Regions from separate parts of the Homo sapiens genome. Here region 2 is linked to region 1. A link is a contact called in ENCODE Hi-C data. All regions are on one chromosome and are shown on one strand. Each heading gives the region's core, a stretch centred on a gene start or an enhancer-like site at or near the end of the contact. The rest is flanking DNA. Distances are from core to core; before and after follow the strand shown. Region 1 overlaps PCCA (propionyl-CoA carboxylase subunit alpha). Region 2 overlaps PCCA (propionyl-CoA carboxylase subunit alpha).

Region 1 (5,563 bases), core at 2,823-5,322:
ATCCTGATGGAACTCACTATCCATCTACATATACGTGTATCTTTCAAGTACACAGATAGGATCCAAACACAAAACACAAATTCTAACATATGTTTCTCTTGAAACTAATTACTATAACTTATGCTATGTTACCTGAAATGACAAGGTATGATAATATGATTAAAACAACATAGAAAAACCAGAAAGAAAACACAGAATACTAAGAAATATCTTCAAGCCAACATCCCATTTTTCCAGAGAAGGTAGTTTCACGTTTCAAAGCTCTTTGTAAACTCTGTTAAGATGTCTTTGCCTCATCCTAACAATCCTCATAGTCTCCCATGGATGGTCCTTTAATGCTCATAATAAAAGAAGCCTGCAGGGAAAATACAGAATAGAAAACAGCTTGGAAATAAAATCTGTTAGCTCAGCACATTAAAATTATTGAAAATTGCTATTTTTATGAGGATTATGTGTAGCTTTGTTTTTTCTATGAACTATCTAAGCAATAACAAAAAGACATGATCTTTTTTTTTTTTTCTTTTTTAGACAGAGTCTCGCTCTGTTGCCTAGGCTGGAGTGCAGTAGCGTGATCTCAGCTCACTGCAACCTCCACCTCCCGGGCTCAAACGATTCTCCTGCCTCAGCCACCCACGTAGCTGGGATCAAAGGCTCGTGCCACCATACCTGGCCAATTTTTATGTTTTTAGTAGAGATGGGGTTTCGCCATGTTGTCCAAGCTGGTCTCGAATTCCTGACCTCAAGTGATCTGCCCACCTCAGCCTCCCAAAGTGCAGGGATTACAGGCATGAGCCACCGCGCCCGGCCCACATGATCTTTTTCAAGTCATGGACAGCAGGGACTGTATAAAATCCAATCCCACTTCGCGTAAACTCAGCATAAAAAATTATCAGTCTTGTAAAGTTTGGTGTGTTTTTACATTGGGGGAATTTGGCCTATTGTACACTTTCTAAAGCAAATACACAGCAGTTATGCAAAAAAAATCAAAAAATCATTTTAGTCCTGGATATTAAGTAAAAACAATGTATCAGATAAAGCACAAATCATTTTTCCAAAAACAAAAACATTCCAATCAAACTGAAACAAAAAGTCCAAGGAAAGAAATTACTTCTCAACAGAAGGATCTAGAACCCTTTCCCCGCAGAGGCTGCATATGAACTGTGCCTTCAAGGGCAGGCAGCAGTTAGACACGGTGGGTGGGAGGCCAGGCACACCCACCCAGAGAGAGTGAGGAAAGCACTGAGGGCAGAGCCAGCCACGCATGGGAGCAGCGCACAGTCAGGCTGGGTGGAGGCACAGCACTGATAAAAGGGAAATGGGGAAATAGGTTTGGAAAGAAAACTCGTGTGAAAGAAAGGAGGAGGTTGTATATTCTACAGGTTTTTCTCTAATGTAGAACCCCAGATGGAAATCATCCTTCTTACTTTCATTTACAAAGATATTGATCTTATCTCACAGTATTTTCTTCCCTGAAGTGAAGTTATTTGTGTATCAACTTATTTTCCGTAACATGACTATGAGCACCCAGGACTCATAGCACCCATGGACTGCAGCATTCTGCGCGGGAACCAGATTGGATTCATTTTTATTAATATATCCTTCTCAAAGGCCTTAAACAGACTTTAAAGAAGCATTTTTTGGCCAGACACAGTGGCTCACGCCTGTAATCCCAGCACTTTGGGAAGCTGAGGTGGGCGGATCACGACATCAGGAGTTCAAGACCAGCCTGACTAAAATGGTGAAACCCCGTCTCTACTAAAAATACAAAAATTAGCCAGGCGTGGTGGTGTGTGCCTGTAATCCCAGCTACTCAGGAGGCTGAGGCAGAATAGCTTGAACCCAGGAGACAGAGGTTGCAGTGAGCCGAGATCATGCCACTACATTCCAGCCTGGGTGACAGAGCAAGGCTATGTCTCAAAAAAAAAAAAAAAAAAAAAAAAAAAGGCAGCATTTTTTTAATAACTGAAAAAATGCATAAACTGTATATAATATTATATATAATATATAAAATAAATAAATGTATTAACTGTATAGGAATAAATGTATAATACTGGCACCACATCACTTATCCTACTCATATAATTTGGATTTGGATATTCATTTATAGCAGGAGTTCCCAAACTTTTTGTATAAAGGACCATAGAAAAAGTATTTTAGGCTTGATAGGCCAAATGGTCTCTGTCACAACTACTCAACTCTGCTGTCACAGGACAAAAGCAGCATAGACAATGCATAAATGAAAGAGCATGGCTGTGTTTCAATAAAATTTTATTGACAAAAACAGGCAGCAGGCTGCATTTGTCCTGTGGACTGTAGTGTGCCGACCTCTCATCTATACGGACTTAAATGTAATACATTACATTATATATATACACACATACACATCTAAATTTAAGTATTATATTCAAATAGTTTTTATAATAACAGAATCTTGGTCAAAATTCCAAGGAAGATAAAAAATAAAAAGGGATATAAACAAAAAAATGTAGATATGCTGCATAAAACCTGGGAAACTGGAACCTCTGGATGTGTCCATGTAATTTGCCCCCTCAGGATATCTCTTTAGGCCTTAGTTTTGGACCCACAAAGCAAGGTGGTTCAAATAGACAATTCTGTGATCTTAATAATTGTTTCAAGTTAAAGTTATAGATTTTAAGTGGAAATTCCATCTAGAAAATAACAACATTCACAAATAATTTCCAATCCGTGGAAGAACAGAATACGAGTACAGTTATGCTCCACAGAATATTTCAATGAGGCACCACACGTATGACAGTGGTTCCATAGATTCTAATACTGTATTTTTAACTGTATCTTCCCTGTTTACATGTTTAGATACACAAATATCTACCACTGTATTACAACAGCCTACAGGATCCAGTACAGCAACACGTATAGGTTTGTAGCCTAGGAGCAATAGGCTATAACACACTTAGCCTAAGTGTGTGGGAGACTCTACCATGTAGATTTCTGTAAGTAGACTCTGTGATGTTCACACAAGGATGAACTCGCCTAATGATGCATTTCTCAGAATGTATTCACGCTGTTAAGCAACACATGACTGTATGCCACAGAAACAAGTATAACATATTAGAATAAATTAAGATAGTACCTGGCATAATTGATCTAATAACAAACATATGTACAAACATTAATCAAAATCATATTCTAGTACCTAAAAAATAAGGTTTCAGTACCATCTTGAATGAAGTTATAAATATACCTGGAAAAATCAATTTAATAACAAACATACGTTAATTCACCTAGCTGGAAGGGGACATTTAGATCATTAAAAACAACTTCACCCAAAATAGAGGCATTGGTAAGATTTGATATTAAATGCCACAAAATAATTAAATCACTACAATAACTCACTAAACTCCCTAACATATTTACAGTTAAAAATCTGAAGTTTTTAACTTTAATTCAAATATCATGCAGTATATAATAAACCAGGTATCATTCATTCAGTGTAATGGTGATTTTGTAAACTTTTCTGTTTTTATAATTACTCTTCAAATAAACAGTTGAGTTTCAGACTAAAACCACTTCACTTGTCACAATTTTCAAAGAACTGCTGGGTTAATTAAAATTCTATAATCCATCACTACCCACATTTACAAAGCCATGCTACCACACTGCTTTCTGAAAAAGAAATGAACAGTTTCTGGTTCATTACCAACTTACCAAACATCTGGCAAATTCTTTGTTTTCTGAAAGGAATCCATAACCTGGATGTACCTTAGAAATGAAAGCAAAAAGCACTTTCAATTTTATCATATTGCAAAAGCTTTATAAGCAAAATGTACAGTGCATTTATGTATTAATATTTACTGTTCAAGAGCCCTTGAATAAGTACACTTCTCTTATACACTGATCAGTTCTAACTCACATTTCTAGGATCAGAATCAAATTCCAAGAAACTGCCTCTTATATTTACTTTCTCCACACTCCCTTTGTCCTAACTGATTCATTTTCCACACACTACCTTTGTCCTAACCACAATGGGGAGTATATGCCCACATAGCTTCCTGCCCACTGGCATTTGTCTACACTATTCAACAAAACTCTCTCTCCTTTTCCTGAGGCTAACTTTGCCCACAATTCTGGAGAATTTCACAATGGCTGGTGCATCAAAGAATTATGTAAAAGGAACCTTGGCAAAGATGGATGAAAAACTCTAAATTCTCCTTTCTTTACAGTACTCACGAACTGGTAATTTCCAAAACCCAGACTACTAGGACAGCTAACACATTTTATTCCTGATGGCATTAATAATACTCGGCAACTACCAACAAGCCGTTTCTATCAAACTGAACTAAAATGGAGGTGTGGTTTTACTTTTATTTTGTGCTCTGAATTTTTTTTCTTCTAATGTCTACTCTTCTTTCCTTCCTCACCCCAAACTTTGCCATCCACAACTACTTTATACTATCCTCACCCACAAGCCACATTGCTACAATCTACCAGCCTGATCCAATCAAGTAATTTTTGGCTCTCCCAGACTGGCCAAACATAAATTTCGCCACTTCAGTATCAGCCAGTGTTGAACATACTTCTAGTAAAATAATTCTGCTAAAAAGAGAGTCAAATTTCTAAAGGAACCAGTATCATAATCCAGAAATAGCTACGTATCAGCGACTTTTAAATGCTGAACTCGGGCTGGGCACAGTGGCTCCTGCCTGTAATCCCAGCAGTTTAGAAGGCTGAGGCAGGCAGATCACCTGAGGTCAGGAGTTCAAGACCAGCCTGACCAACATGGTGAAACCCCTTCTCTACTAAAAATACAAAATTAGCTGGGCATGGTGGCAGGCACCTGTAATCCCAGCTACTTGGGAGGCTGAGGCAAGAGAATCGCTTGAACCTGGCGGGACAGAGGTTGCAGTGAGCCAAGATCACGCCATCGCACTCTGGCCTGGGCAACAAGAGCGAAACTCCATCTCAAAAAACAAAACAAAAAAAAAGCTGAACTAAGCTTTATGAGCATGGTACAGAAGAATTTAAACTACTGTATCAGAGAAGAAGAGTTTTCATTCCACCAACTTCATTTTATCAACACTCAACTACATATTTATTTTGGCAAGCTATAGTTAAAAGGTTAAAGTGTTTTACCTTCACTAACTGTGCTAATAAACTGTAAACATCTATAATATGGGTTCACGAATTAGGCTTTTTATTTAAACATTCATCTTACTAAAACATTTCTTTCAAAAGAAATGTGAGCGCTAATTGAAGCGCTCCAGGCTTAATTGCTGGTGTTGGATGTTTCCATCCAGTTTTAGAGATAACTTTGCATAGTTTTTAACACTATATATAATTAGTTCTGATAATTAAAAAAAGAAAAAAGAAAATAGAAGAAAAAACACTGTTTCTGATATCAGAAATCATTTTTTTCCTTGGATTCCACTCTATTCAAACAGAACTGGGGGTGGAGAGAATGATTTATCCTTGTAAATTATGAGCATTCTACTGACATTAACAAACTAAAATAATTACCAAATGTGCTGTTTTTATTTCTGGAAGTGTACTAGGTATAAGTAATTTTTAAATTATTAAAATGGAA
Region 2 (5,724 bases), core at 3,190-5,689, 360 kb before region 1:
AGATTGAGTGAAAAGGCACTGCCTGCTCGCATCTGATTATATTAATAGCAACTTCCTCTGAGCCGGTAAGATAGGCTGGTAAATATCCCCTGATATTTCCTGAAGAAGAAACGTGTATTCACATCCCAACATCTTCATGTAAAGCGAGACGGGGAGGAGGCCACGGGAGACTGCAGTATTTGAGCAAGGATGGAACCATCATCAAATTACAAAGACAGACCAGGCGGGCAGGAGACGCCGCCCAGCCCTTTCTCCGGCTGAAGACTCCTTTAATGGCCCATGCACGAGCGGCCTCACTCTGGAGGGCGCGGGAACCCAGGGGCCACCCGTCCAGCCCCGCTGCCGGCTCGGGACTTCAGGCACACGTGCCGTCTGCCTGGTGCTCCCCTTGTCTCTCAAGTGGGGCTCCCCAGAACTGGGCAGCACCCAAGGGGCTAAGGGTAAGAGTACAGACTTGTGGCCGATATAAAACAAGTCCAGTTTCTTTTAAAATTCCTTAAAATGAAGAAAAATATGACTCCCTGCTGCCCTCTAAGTTAGCTCAAAATCAGAGCCAAAGCCTGCAGTTACAAAGAGAACTAGTGGAAACTGATGTCATTCACAATACCTTTGGAAATTAGCCTGGACCCTCTACCTTCGTAAAGCATGCTGCCTGAAAGCGCTCCGTGAAAGGATGATTTTTTGTAAACTTTTATTTTTATTAAAAGAGAAAAAGATAGTTTACATCTTGGTAAGGCTGAGAATGGTCACTTATAAAAATGTTGAAAACAAAGAAAACACCTTCTACTCCCAAGCAGATCACTCCTGAAAAATCAAACGCCAAGCTTGGAGAAGACTCTCCTATAATATTTAATATACTGATCCACATAAATATTTTTTATTTTATAATTATCATTGAGTATATTCAACTGTAAAAATTCCCAGTACTAATAGATATTTTTTTACCTCCTCATCTTTTTCTGCCTCCTCTTATCTACTAATAGATATTTGTTACCTCCAACAAAAACCAACTCTTTTTTTTTTTTTTTTTTTTTTTGAGACGGAGTCTCGCTCTGTCGCCCAGGCTGGAGTGCTGTGGCGCGATCTCCGCTCACTGCAAGCTCCGCCTTCCGGGTTCACGCCATTCTCCTGCCTCAGCCTCCCGAGTAGCTGGGACTACAGGCGCCCGCCACTGCGCCCGGCTAATTTTTTGTATTTTTAGTAGAGACGGGGTTTCACCGTGGTCTCGATCTCCTGACCTCGTGATCCGCCCGCCTCGGCCTCCCAAAGTGCTGGGATTACAGGCGTGAGCCACCGCGCCCGGCCAAAAACCAACTCTTAACATTTAAAAATAAATGTTATCTGGAAAAGATTAAAAGGCCAAATCCAGGGGTAGTCGTTACCTCTGAAGAAGACAGGACAGGAATGAGATGGAGGAGCTTGCCACAGGGGAAGTTCATGTTATATGTAATGTCTCATTGTTAAATAAAATTTGAAACACATATGGAAATGGTGAACAAAGGGCACAGGAGTGCTTGTTGGATTCTTCTCTGTAACTTTCTGCATGTTTGTAGTATTTCATAATTTTAAAGTCTTAAAATGTTAACAAATGCATGGATCTCTGTGTACATGCTGTGAGATACAATCTGAGGTTTGGGTGAAAACTGGCATCTTGTCAAATAAACTGCTTGAATAACTATTGCTATAAAACATATAAATTTAATTACTGCAATTATTTTGTGATTGTAAATCAAGGTATCCAGAAACTGGAAAGTCTATGAAGCAGCCAGGCTAGCCCCTCTGCCAGGGAAAGATGCAGTGAGCGAGCCTGGGCTGCATGAGGCACACAAGCGCGATGCCAGGCAAACACCCGTCGGGAGGGCCCAGCCCTGCCTTCTCGTTAGGATACGTGAGAGCTTATGAAATTTTAAAATCTTGTTTAAGAAATAAAAAATAAAGGTATCTCACCAAGTTTGCCAGTTCTGTATGGTCGGCTATAAGCTCAGTTACATGAGGCTTAGAGACAAAGGGGAGGAGGGGACGTCAGACTCTGAGATGGGATGGGGTGCCTGTGTCTTGTGGCCCTGACTGCACACCTGCTTGGGAGCCTGCCCTGTCAAAGGAGCACGTGCAAGGAGGAAACAAAATCAGGGTGAAGTGTAAGTGGTGTTGCCACCGACGCCCACCGATGTGATGCTTTCCCTGGCACACTGTACAGTAGGCTGTTTCTCGCCTTTAAGGCGTTGTTCACAAGAGGAACAACCGCAGACACCTCACTGTCCCCTGCTGAAGGTCAATTCCATCACGAGGTGGATCTTTTCATCTTAGCCCCACCAAAATATCCCGAAGTCTAATATCGAATGGGCTAATTCGCAAGAAAAAGCAGCAACAGGTACTTAATTTCAATCTATTCTTTCACCTGGTTTCACTAATTGTTAAGAAAGAAAGAAATGCAGATGAGTATATAGCAGCTTATGGTTTGTTTCTCATTTGTTTGGTGTATTAAATGAGTATTTCTGATGCAAATCTGTGATGACTGCAGAATACGAACATTACTTGAAAGAATCTTAACTAAATGCAATATTAAAATGCCTCCTTGGGTGACTATCTTATGGGGTGGTTTTGTTTCTGATATCAAAAGGCTAACAAAGCGAATGTGCTCATCATGACTTTATTTGACTTCAAAGTCAAAGTGAAAATTATGCAATAAATTCAGCAGCTATAAGTCTAATTTGACATGTGGAAAAATGTATTCTACCGTTATTCTGAAAATATATATATTTCTAACATTTCTGTTCAAGAGTATCATAAAGGTAGAAGTTTGAAACAGCTGAGTCATGCTAACTTTGATTACAGAAGTGCTCCCAGTTTACAATAGTGTTACGAGTCTAAGAAAACGAGTTTTCAAACTGAAATGAGTTACTGCAGAAACATTTTCAGAAGGCATATAAAAAGGCACTAAAATTTATTCTATCAGTTGTTTCCTAAATTATATTACTGATTCTGGACCTTAATAATCCACTGTACTTTCTTATTGATTTGTTTGCTTACCTGCATTTTACTGTGTATTAACATCCTCTCTCCACGTGTTCGGAAAAACTATTACACAATCATTTAAAATGTGACCTGCCACATTTAATGTTAAATAGTATATAACAGACACTGAAAAAGTTATTAGGAACTTTTGCTGTGTGAACCCTACAGAAGCCCTTCAAATAAAACACAGCTTCTGTGTTTAGGGCAGGCTGAGTGTTTCAAATGAATCAGTGCACAAGGCCCTGCCACACCAAGCGCCCCGAGCGGATTCACTACTTCTCAACGGCCACCCCACATCTCTTCTTCCTGAGGTTTTTAAACTGTGTTCAAATTGTTTACTTCACAAAACAGATTTGTTCATTACGATTTATGTGACACTTTTTTTAGAACTTATTGCCAGGCCCACCATTCTACGATTGGTCAAGTTTTACTTCAGCTAAGCTAAACAGAAACATGATAGATTACTGGAATTTAAACGATAAAAAGTAACATTTCAAAGAAAAACAGAATACTTGTAAGGCCCTTAGTTGTTTTAGGGTCCTTATTTTCCTTGAAAATACACCAAGGAGACTGACTCCATTATCTTCCCACCCATAAAAGGGGAACCTCGCCCGGCTATTGTTAGTGCGGAGGAAAACACAACACGCCCCGCGGTGTTAAAATCACTTAAAACCGCAAAATTTCAACGTGACAGGTAGTGTTTCCTCACAATGGCCTCAAGTAAGTGACGTGCCTCTGGTCCAAGGAAGCTTCTTGTGTTTTAATTACACTAAGCAGAATTTAACTATAGAAGTTGCGCTAAGAGCCGACGATGAAACTTCTCAGGCTGCATTGGGTTTCGGTATTAGTGGTTTGGGACATTTTTCACAAGCAGTAATTCAAGAGAAAAGGCTGTTTCATCAAAACACAATGGCACAGAATATGAAAGGAAGTTCTGCAAGTACCAAAAAAGACAAATAAAAGCAAGTATACGCCCCACCTGAGCAGCCCCCGCAAACAGAACTTAGGAGGGAGCTGACAGATCCCGAGGTCCTGAGCCTGTTCACTACGCGTGCCCCCCAGGTACTCTGAATTTAAAGGAATGCATAAAATATAGGCCCCGTTGCTCTGCCGTAACATATTTTTAACAGTTCTCAAACCATTCTTAATGAGTACACACATTTAATTATTGGTGGGTGTTTTTAATATCTGAGCTACATCAATGAACCAAGGACTGATATCACATTGTTCCCATTTACGAAATGCCTTGCTTTTCTACATTCAATTATTAACCAGGAAATGGAACGTACAAAGGCCAAACCCTTTCGGTATGTGGGAAAGTCAGATCAGGAGCCAGCAGCTGTTAAAGAAACCAGAAGGCTGCGCTGATCTGGCCTTGGGAGCGCCCCGTTTACTGCCTCTGAGCAACCTCCTTGAGGGCCGTGTGAGGGGCCAGGGCTGCAGTCTCACCCTCTTGCCCTCCAGGCTTGAGGCAGGAGTGGTCTCCCTCATCCCTGCCCGCCCTCCCTCCACTCCGGTTTGGATTCAGGTGTTAGAAAAGGATTTAAGGAAAACACTTACTTGAAACACACACACACACACACACACACACACACACACACACACACACGATTTTATAATTAAAGCCACACAATTAGGAGTGGAAAGCTCAGGCTGGCAGTATACAGACTAGATAGATGCCTTCCAGAAAAAAAACTTAAGAAAAATGAAAAAAACAAAACAAAACCCTTATATTGTTTACGAACCTACATATCTAGTCACTAGAAGATTCCACTGACAGCTCTGATAATGTCACGTGCAAGTGAACGATTCTTAATGTCAAGGCCACGAGACTATCCTCTTACGACCCTAACTCTGGAGAAGGAAGATGTCCTCCCCTGAATTTTACACACATTACACACACACACACACACACACACGTAATTTTTCTTATGGCCTCTCCCAAATCCTTAACACGTGGGCATTAGACAGTCTTAAAGAGGGCTTTCTTCCAGGAGTATCAATGCTTTCACAGCAAACAACAATTCACAGCCACGTAGCCTCTTTTATGCCTTTCTGAAAAAGTGGACAGTTCTATTTCTGTATCACCAGGTAAAGCAGCTGTTAAGTCGGTTTTCTAACTTCGCATATTAGTTTCAGGGCTGGTCATTCAAACAACTAAAACTGATCATGTTTTCTTAATATTCACATTTATTGCAAATACTTTTCTAGAAGCCAATGCCAACTACCTGATTTTTTCCTCAATGTTAAGCAGATATTTTATCTGTACTATTGAGAAATCAGGAGGCACTAAAATGTAAGTCCCAGTGACCTGAGATACAAAACGGAATCACCACCTCATCCATGAGAGACAGTCATGTCCGGATGCTATTTTCCTGCACATGAATAAAAATGCAAGTATTTAAGTGTACCTGGAAATCTGGTTGCCTCCTAAATTGTTTTCTTTTCACTTTTGCTGCTCATCAGTAGAGATTTCTATCCATGTTCTAAGAAAATGTGTGCATCCTATCAATTCATCCATGTAAGTTATCTCGAGGAAATAATATAGCTTTGATTTGTGCTTTAATGTCACAAGATCAAGATGAAAAACTTCAAACTGTGATGCTACATTTTATTTACCAAGTAATGGAAGTGCTCTGGTACTGTACAGATTGCAGAATTAACCTTTCCTCAACTCTTCTTCCCAATTAGACATTTGTTCCAGGAATC

The links. A loop is a pair of places that touch in the nucleus more often than their neighbours do.
Region 2: a loop to region 1 is called in a map of Caco-2, with 4 times the contacts of the local background. The contact joins two enhancer-like sites. A Hi-C loop is called at or near these places in 3 of 168 maps with a recorded cell type or tissue (Caco-2, IMR-90 and MCF 10A).

The regions. Positions count from the first base shown.
Region 1 is chr13:100,155,465-100,161,027 of GRCh38, reverse strand. PCCA (propionyl-CoA carboxylase subunit alpha) reads right to left here. Exons shown (of 24, transcript NM_000282.4): 6 at 3,688-3,741. Among named protein-coding and RNA genes, the nearest start is that of PCCA, 69 kb to the right of the region's middle. RefSeq lists enhancers at 764-1,263, 1,264-1,765. Within about 2 kb of position 4,072, at least 2 of the 41 ENCODE cell types and tissues checked have a DNase peak (open chromatin) inside an H3K27ac peak, as active enhancers do.
Region 2 is chr13:100,515,947-100,521,670 of GRCh38, reverse strand. All of the region lies in intron 22 of PCCA (propionyl-CoA carboxylase subunit alpha), which reads right to left. Among named protein-coding and RNA genes, the nearest start is that of PCCA-AS1, 38 kb to the right of the region's middle. RefSeq lists enhancers at 1,769-2,434, 4,142-4,436, 3,885-4,609 and a silencer at 4,142-4,436. Within about 2 kb of position 4,439, at least 7 of the 41 ENCODE cell types and tissues checked have a DNase peak (open chromatin) inside an H3K27ac peak, as active enhancers do.